Linked DNA regions of Homo sapiens: region 2 is linked to region 1. The links are chromatin contacts, found by Hi-C or POLR2A ChIA-PET in ENCODE. All regions are on one chromosome and are shown on one strand. Each heading gives the region's core, a stretch centred on a gene start or an enhancer-like site at or near the end of the contact. The rest is flanking DNA. Distances are from core to core; before and after follow the strand shown.

Region 1 (3,870 bases), core at 522-3,021:
ATAGAGACTCAACACAGCTTGGCAAAAACATTATTATGTTTCTCAAATAAATTTATTCCACCATTTAATGACACAGCTATTTCATACACTCTGTTCATACTCCTGGCCAACTTTCATCCCTCTGGCTCAGAGATCATCTTACCATAGAGAAATTAGAAGCATCCCATCTTCTCACAATGAAGGCGGGGTTCCCTCCTTCCATCAAAGACCACTCCCTTTGGATGTGCTCTGGGTGTCATCCTATCCCACCTTCTTGAGGTCTTCAGTCTTTCTGCACCCTCACCCCCTGGGGTCAGTTTCTCTCTCTTTACTGTCAGCATGCCAATATTATTATTTTTAAAATAAATTACTACTTTATCGATTAACGATAAGCTACTACCTTATCTCTCTTCTCTTCATCATAGCTAAACTTATTAAACAATTTTCTGGGTATACTGTGTCTCCTTTTCTTCATTTTCCAATTAAACATTCTTCCCACTCCAGTTGGCTTAGACCTCTACTCCTCCATCAGATTCTCTCCTGTTAAGACTACTAAAGACCTCAGTGGTGCCCAGCCTGCTGGGTGCTTTTCAGTCCCCTCATGATCAGACTCCCGAGCAGCATTCAGTACAGGGGACAGCTCTTTTCTTGGTGCTTCTTCACTGTCTCCCTTTTGTTTGCCTCTGTGTACCACAATCTTCTGGTTTTCCATCTATTTCTCTTACCTCTTTCTCACTCTTTATCTCTCATCTGAACTCAGTTCTCTTGTACCCTCATGTCCTTCTATAGCTATGGCTTCAAATAACTTGTATATGCTGGTGACTATCATAGGGATTTCTCTAGTTCATAACCCTTTTTGGAATTCTGACTCATATCCTGTGCCTACCTGACATCCCCACTTGGATATTTCATGGGTATTTCCAATTGAACACACCCATAACTGAACTCTTGATCTTATCTTTTCCCTTGCCTTCCACCCTCCACCCTCCATCCTCTAGTTTTTCCAACCAGGAGATTGCATCTCTATTCACCTATATGTTCAACAGAAACCTGGAAATTGATCTTGACACGTCTTTCCTTATCATCCCTACATTCAGTTGATTACCAGCTTGTTTCTTGATTGCTTCAACATCTCTGCATCTCCACTAACAGCATTCTCTTCTCTATTATGAAAATCTCTTATTTAGTCTACTTCCACTTGCTTTCCTTCAATCCATTCTCTTCACAGCAGCCAATGTGATTAAAAAGAAGAAATTAGACCATATTACTGTGGTTTGCATCACACTGTACTTGACTATGCATCCAAATTCCGTAGTGTGATCTGTCACCAGCCTTTCTGTCACCACCCTCCCATTCTTCACAGCACTCTCAGAGTCACCTTCCTTTCTATCTTTCTGTTTGTTAAAAGATTCATCCTCCCCCAACCCCAGTCCTTTGCAGATACTGTTTTCCCCTACCTGGAATTCCCTTCCTCATATTCCATGCCTCATTGGTTCTGTCTTTCAGGGCTCAAGATCAGTGTTAGTTTTTCAGAAAAGCCCTCCTAGACCTTTCCAGTTCGGGTTAGATTTTCCCTGTTGTTCTTTTTACAGATAAACATTTTATAATTTATGTTTGTTTTGAGCCTACTAGACATTTATATCCCACTCTAGCCTGTGAAATAGAGGAGGGCACTAGGGCACTGTGATCCACTGTTTATCCAGCCCGTAGCATGTGCCAGGCAGGATACTGCCCAGTGTGCTTACGAATATTGTTGTTGGATTTTCCTGCTAATGGCTGGTCCAGGCTGGGCCTTAGCAAAACACTGAGCCAAACACCTGCCAAAGAGTGCAGCCAAGTTTCAGGACAGCTGGGCTGGGCTGCCCGTGTGCATATGCCAGGAGGCCTGTAGTCACACGGCCCATCATGCCAAAGCGTAAGACAGAAGGAGGAAGTGGCCTTTCCCCTTAGGGATCGTGTTTCCTTTTCCATACACCTGTTGCTGTGGTCAGATATAAACCATGGAATGAGAAAAGCAAAACCTGAAAAGATATCTCTGTTGGGCAAGCTCCGATTCAGATGTTAATAGTACATCCTGTAAGCCTGGCTCTAGAATTTTGGAGACAAGGCCGGAGCCATAGGAAAAAGGTTTAATAATACCTCAGAATGCCTCCCCATTCAAATCTTTTGTTTTTTATTTTTTTGGGACAGAGTCTCTCTCTGTTGCCCAGGCTGGAGTGCAGTGGCTTAACATTGGCTCAGTGCAACCTCCTCTTCCCAGGTTCAAGTGATTCTCCTGCCTCAGCCTCCCGAGTAGTTGGGATTACAGACTCCCACCATGACACTCAGCTAATTTTTACATTTTTAATAGAGACGGAGTTTCGTCATGTTGTCCAGGCTGGTCTCGAATGCCTGACCTCAGGTGATCTGCCTGCCTTGGCCTCCCAAAGTGCTGGGATTACAGGTGTGAGCCACCAAGCCCAGACATCAGCATTCAAATCTTGATATGAAATTACTGATGTTATTTTTTTGGCTCTGAAGATTGGTCTTTAGTGTTACTTCTTTTAGCTGATTTAGGAATGCATTTTATTTTGCACATTCGTTACCCTATAAAATATAAACCATAGGCATACTTCTATAGAAAACATAAAATATAGTCAGTTTGTTCTACTGTGTATTTATTGAACATTTTTGCAGCAGTTTCCTGCACTGGCCTTTTATTACCCTTAGGGGTACCACTGTTACGAACATCAATAACCCTGTTTCCATCTGACCTTGAGATACATGCCACCTGCCGGTTGTGTTCTCGGATAGTAGCCACATCACAGATGGAGCCACTATGAACATTGATAAAGCTTAAACAAGGATCTAACTCAGACATAAATCTGGAGGGTATATTTACTTGGTGAAGCAGTAAGCAAAGAGACCATCACATTTTCTTATAGCAAGTGAAAGAAGATTGGGACCTCTGGTCTAGCAAACTGTTTTCATTTAATGGGCCTGGTGACAGAGTAGGGAAACCGCTAGCACCATGAAGCCCAGCTTGGGCAAAGGCCTGACTGTGGAACTGGCTTCCTTCCCTTCTACTCCCCATCCCCATTCCAAGGCAGAGCCTGATCTCAGGCAATGGCTAAGAAGATACGGATGTGTGCATCTGTTTGCGTAGGTTTTCTGTCTCTATTTCTAGCTGTGTTAAAAATTTGAAACTAAAAATATTTTTCAATTTCTTCTATTTATGGATTATCTGTTTTATCTGTGCTTCTTTTTAGCGCACAAAAATCAAGTCAGTTGTACCAAAATTAAATAAAATGGTTAAGAAAAGCTTCTGATTCAGTAGACGTGCTGAGGGGTCTTCCCATGACCCAGATGATAAACATATATCTCAAACTATCCTTTTGTTTAAGGACAAATATTGTGTGTCTTCACACAGATGCATTGTTATATTTTGTAGCCATCCTAGCCTGCACTCTTAAACACATGAAACACACTTAAAGTTTTGAACTGAAGCTTAAATCATTCTGTGCCATACAACATGTACCTGAATGAAATCTTAAATTCTTTGACTTCCTAATGTTTCTACAGTAAGCATATATCATTGCATGTTAAATGGTTAAATCTTTTTTCCCACGATTTTCTGGCCAAAGTACCTGTTACTTCCTCCCCATCCTTCCTTTGGAGCCAGAGAAAGACAGTGAGCCTAGCCCAGAATTCTTCAGCAAAGTGTTAATACCTCTTGAGTGCAGAACAGGTGCCAAGTCACAGTCAGTGTGCAGCAGGGACCCAGCCCTTCCCGTGCCTCTTTCTTACATTTCAAAGTTGGCTCCCTGGTCAGAGGAAGTGGAACTGTATAATGGGATTTGGGGATTAAATCAATAGGATTCCAGCTTGAGGCTATTTTTTTTCTCGTAGTTG
Region 2 (3,870 bases), core at 917-3,416, 40 kb before region 1:
TGTCTTGGAGGCAGAAAGGGCACTGTCCTGGAGGAAATGAAAGCCTTACCAAGAGCTAGATGGCAGGACTAGATCCCAGCTGGGAGCCAAATATAATGAAGAAACTTCATTTTTTTCTTGAGGTACATTTAAAAAGATAAATTATGTTTGTATCTATCTGGGCAGGGCTTTGGGTTAGAGGAGAAGGAGCCCAAGGCACCTTTATGGACAGTTGGGTACCTGGCCCATCACCAGGATTTATGCAGCCAGACTGTTTCTTGGCCTTCTGGATAAAGAAGCAGCTCTTTACTAGGCTGCCTGAATTTGCTCACAAAGTGTGTGAAGCTAAGCAACAGGGTGAAGGTCCTTAATCCATGGCTGAGAGGGAGTGAGGAAGGCTTTGATTAAAATGGAAAGCTTATGTTCATCAAGTTTTTCACCTATAGGACAACAAGAGCTAGAGGGGTGGAAGATAAAAATACTAGACATAACCTCTTCCTTAAACTTGTGGCCTAGTTACAGAGACAACCACATTATGAAACCATTACTAACCATATGTGATACTGTTTATATATAGACCAGAGATGTCATAATTAGTGTCTGATGTGCCTAAGGGTTGGAGGACAGTTATAGTGGTTCATGAGTTCAGTGACAATGTTTAAACTGTATTTTCCCTTTGCTGATAATCTAAGAAAATTTTTTTTTATCAGGTAGAATTATAAGCCTTCCCATTTGCAGTAATAGTTTGTAATTCAAAGACATTTTCATTGGCTAAAACTTTAGTGTTTTAAGTTAACATTGTGCAAACCAGGGTTCAAAACATATTTTCTTAAAAATTTTAATGGTGGAAGATAGAATCCTGATCTGTCCCTGGAAGAGTGACTAGGTCCTGATAGTTGTTTCTGCTAGAGGAGAGAATTTGCAAGGATGAGCATAGTGCATTTGGGGTACTAGAAAATTTAAAGGATATAACAGTTTCAGGTTTTTAAATATACCATCCCGACCATGTGTCAATAATTGGTGGAATACCCTTTTCTTTGTTATTACCTACCTCTGATGACTAAAGGAGCTTTAAGTCTTTTTGTTGAGAAGGTAACTCCCAGAGTCCTTGTTTAAAGAACCATCTTCTAACCCTCATGTTATTGATCAGTGTCTAACGTAAACTTTTTTTTCTCTGCCCAAATGTGAATTTTGTTTCCTCAGGACTTTATTTCTGAACAGTTAATGATTCTAGCAGAGACAGCTATAGGAAAGTCCATTGCATTATGCCTTTGGGCATTAGCTAGTCACTAGGGAAGCAGGTGTTCCTCGAAGGGCCAGAACATTAAGGACAAATTGTCTTTTTTAATGTACCAGCCTAATCCTGCACCTTTACTTGGTTAGGGATTTGTTTCGCTCAAATGTCATTGCTGTCCTTTTATTTCTCTTTTGTACATAAGTTATCTCAGGTCAATGATCTTTATTCTCCTTTAATTTGCTGTATGGTTTTAACAGGTTTTTTAGTAAAACTGAGTTTGTGTTTGTTAGTTGCATTAGGTCAGACTGCAAGATTGTTTGTTCAGATGTAGGCCTAACAAGGGATTGTTCTTTTAAAATCTTCTTTAAGGCAAAATTTTCTGTTTTATTTCTTTACAGATTCCAGCAAGATTATGGAAGAGCATAGCTACATACAAAAGGAGCTAGATTTACAAAATGGTAGCTTAGAGGAAGACTCTGTGGTGCATTCTGTTGAGAACGATTCCCAAAACATGATGGAGAGCCTCAGCCCAAAGAAATACTCTTCCAGTCTGAGATTTAAAGCCAATGGAGACTATTCTGGCTCCTATTTAACCCTCTCACAACCTGTGCCTGCAAAGAGAAGCCCTTCTCCTTTGGGAACCAGTGTCAGAAGCAGCCCCTCCTTAGCCAAAATCCAGGGAAGCAAGCAGTTCTCTTATGATGGAACTGACAAAAATATTCCTATGAAACCTCCAACTCCTTTACTCAACACTACATCCTCCCTCAGTGGATATCCACTTGGAAGAGCAGACTTTGATCATTATACTGGCCGGGACAGTGAAAGGGCCTTGAGGCTCTCAGAGAAGCCTCCCTATTCCAAATATAGCTCAAGGCATAAATCGCATGACAATGTCTACTCTCTTGGAGGGCTGGAAGGTCGGAAGGCATCTGGCTCGCTCCTGGCCATGTGGAATGGAAGTTCCCTGAGTGATGCTGGCCCGCCTCCTATCAGCAGATCGGGAGCCGCAAGCATGCCTTCAAGCCCAAAGCAAGCCAGGAAAATGAGCATTCAGGACAGCCTGGCGCTTCAACCCAAGTTAACTAGACACAAGGAGCTTGCATCTGAAAACATCAATTTGAGAACTAGGAAGTACTCCAGCAGCAGCCTGAGTCACATGGGAGCCTACAGCCGATCACTTCCCAGGTTGTACAGAGCCACAGAGAACCAGCTGACACCTCTCAGCTTGCCTCCAAGAAACTCTCTGGGCAATTCCAAACGAACAAAACTTGGGGAAAAGGATCTACCTCATAGCGTAATAGACAATGACAATTACCTTAATTTTTCTTCTTTGAGCTCAGGGGCTTTACCCTATAAAACCTCTGCTTCTGAAGGCAATCCTTATGTAAGTTCTACCCTCAGTGTCCCTGCCAGTCCACGAGTGGCTCGGAAGATGCTTCTGGCCTCCACCTCCTCCTGTGCCTCTGATGACTTTGATCAGGCTTCATATGTGGGGACAAACCCGAGTCATTCACTTCTTGCTGGAGAGTCAGACAGAGTTTTTGCGACCAGGAGGAACTTCTCTTGTGGATCTGTGGAATTTGATGAGGCAGATTTGGAAAGCCTCAGACAGGCCTCAGGAACCCCCCAGCCTGCCCTTCGGGAACGGAAAAGCAGTATTAGCTCCATTTCAGGACGTGATGACCTGATGGATTATCACCGGCGGCAGAGGGAGGAAAGACTCAGGGAGCAGGAAATGGAGCGATTGGTAATCTTCATCTCAACAGTGATTGACCTCACTGTTTCATTAACCAGCATCTACAGGGCAGCCTTGGAGATGGACTCCAGGATATGTGGGAATATAGGATATTCATGTTCACTAGCCACAGCTGCTATCTTTCTCTTCTCTCCTGCTATCCTTCTTCTTCCCATATCACTATTAATAGGCTTGTTTGGCTATCTTGAAGGCCTCCAGGAATTAATGTTAATTTAGTTGCTCTGCGGACTTCTCACAAGTATAAATTCTTTAAAAACATAACAGAGGAGTTGGGAATTTTATGAAATTTCTGAGTCTTACAAACTTCTCTTTAAGACTATGAGGAAATGCTGACTTGTATTATTTATATCATTAAATTTGCTTGTGTATGGTTATGAGAAGTAGTCAGTGAAATCATGACTCACCAAGAATTAGGTAGTAAATTTGTCTTTATAGCAAGTTGTCTAGAAAGTTGGAGTTGCCTCAGTGGTGCTCAGCTTTTCTCCACACTGTTCATACACAACCTTACTATCTTTAGCTCTGATTCTTATCACGTACAGTGATTCCAAACTACACATACTCACAAGATCTATTGAGTTGTCTTTTTCCATTTAAAATGAATTTATACTTATTGTTGAAATATTGAAAATAAGACGGGGAAACATCCCTTGAGAGTCTCACCAATGAATGAGAACAAACAACTGCATTTTTCCTTTCTCTTTTAAGCACAGGTTTTTCTCTTAGAATGAATATCTGTGAGAGATTACTTTGATTCATTTTTGATTCATGATTTCCTTAACAAGAGAAGCTGCAGGATAGTAAAGCTGATTTACAGCAACACAGTAGGATTATCAGTGTTTTAGTCGCTAAAATATTCTAGAATATGATTTTTGAATCACAAAACTGGTTGATACCCTAT

What was found. Hi-C counts contacts between places; a loop is a spot of excess contacts on that map. ChIA-PET counts read pairs that join two places held with the same protein, here RNA polymerase II (POLR2A). Pooled maps may share reads with other maps.
Region 2: a map of sigmoid colon shows a loop between it and region 1 (2.0-fold over the local background). The contact joins two enhancer-like sites. A Hi-C loop is called at or near these places in 5 of 168 maps with a recorded cell type or tissue (HCT116, aorta, astrocyte of the cerebellum and 2 more) and 4 of 50 pooled maps. POLR2A ChIA-PET finds 5 or more read pairs at or near these places in 7 of 52 experiments (A673, CD8-positive, alpha-beta T cell, HCT116 and 4 more).

Annotation. Positions count from the first base shown.
Region 1 is chr3:111,922,685-111,926,554 of GRCh38, forward strand. The region is part of intron 5 of PHLDB2 (pleckstrin homology like domain family B member 2); the gene reads left to right. Among named protein-coding and RNA genes, the nearest start is that of ABHD10, 54 kb to the right of the region's middle. Within about 2 kb of position 1,772, at least 16 of the 41 ENCODE cell types and tissues checked have a DNase peak (open chromatin) inside an H3K27ac peak, as active enhancers do.
Region 2 is chr3:111,882,450-111,886,319 of GRCh38, forward strand. It overlaps PHLDB2 (pleckstrin homology like domain family B member 2), which reads left to right. Exons shown (of 18, transcript NM_001134438.2): 2 at 1,615-2,963. The coding sequence starts at 1,629. Among named protein-coding and RNA genes, the nearest start is that of PHLDB2, 25 kb to the left of the region's middle. Within about 2 kb of position 2,167, at least 2 of the 41 ENCODE cell types and tissues checked have a DNase peak (open chromatin) inside an H3K27ac peak, as active enhancers do.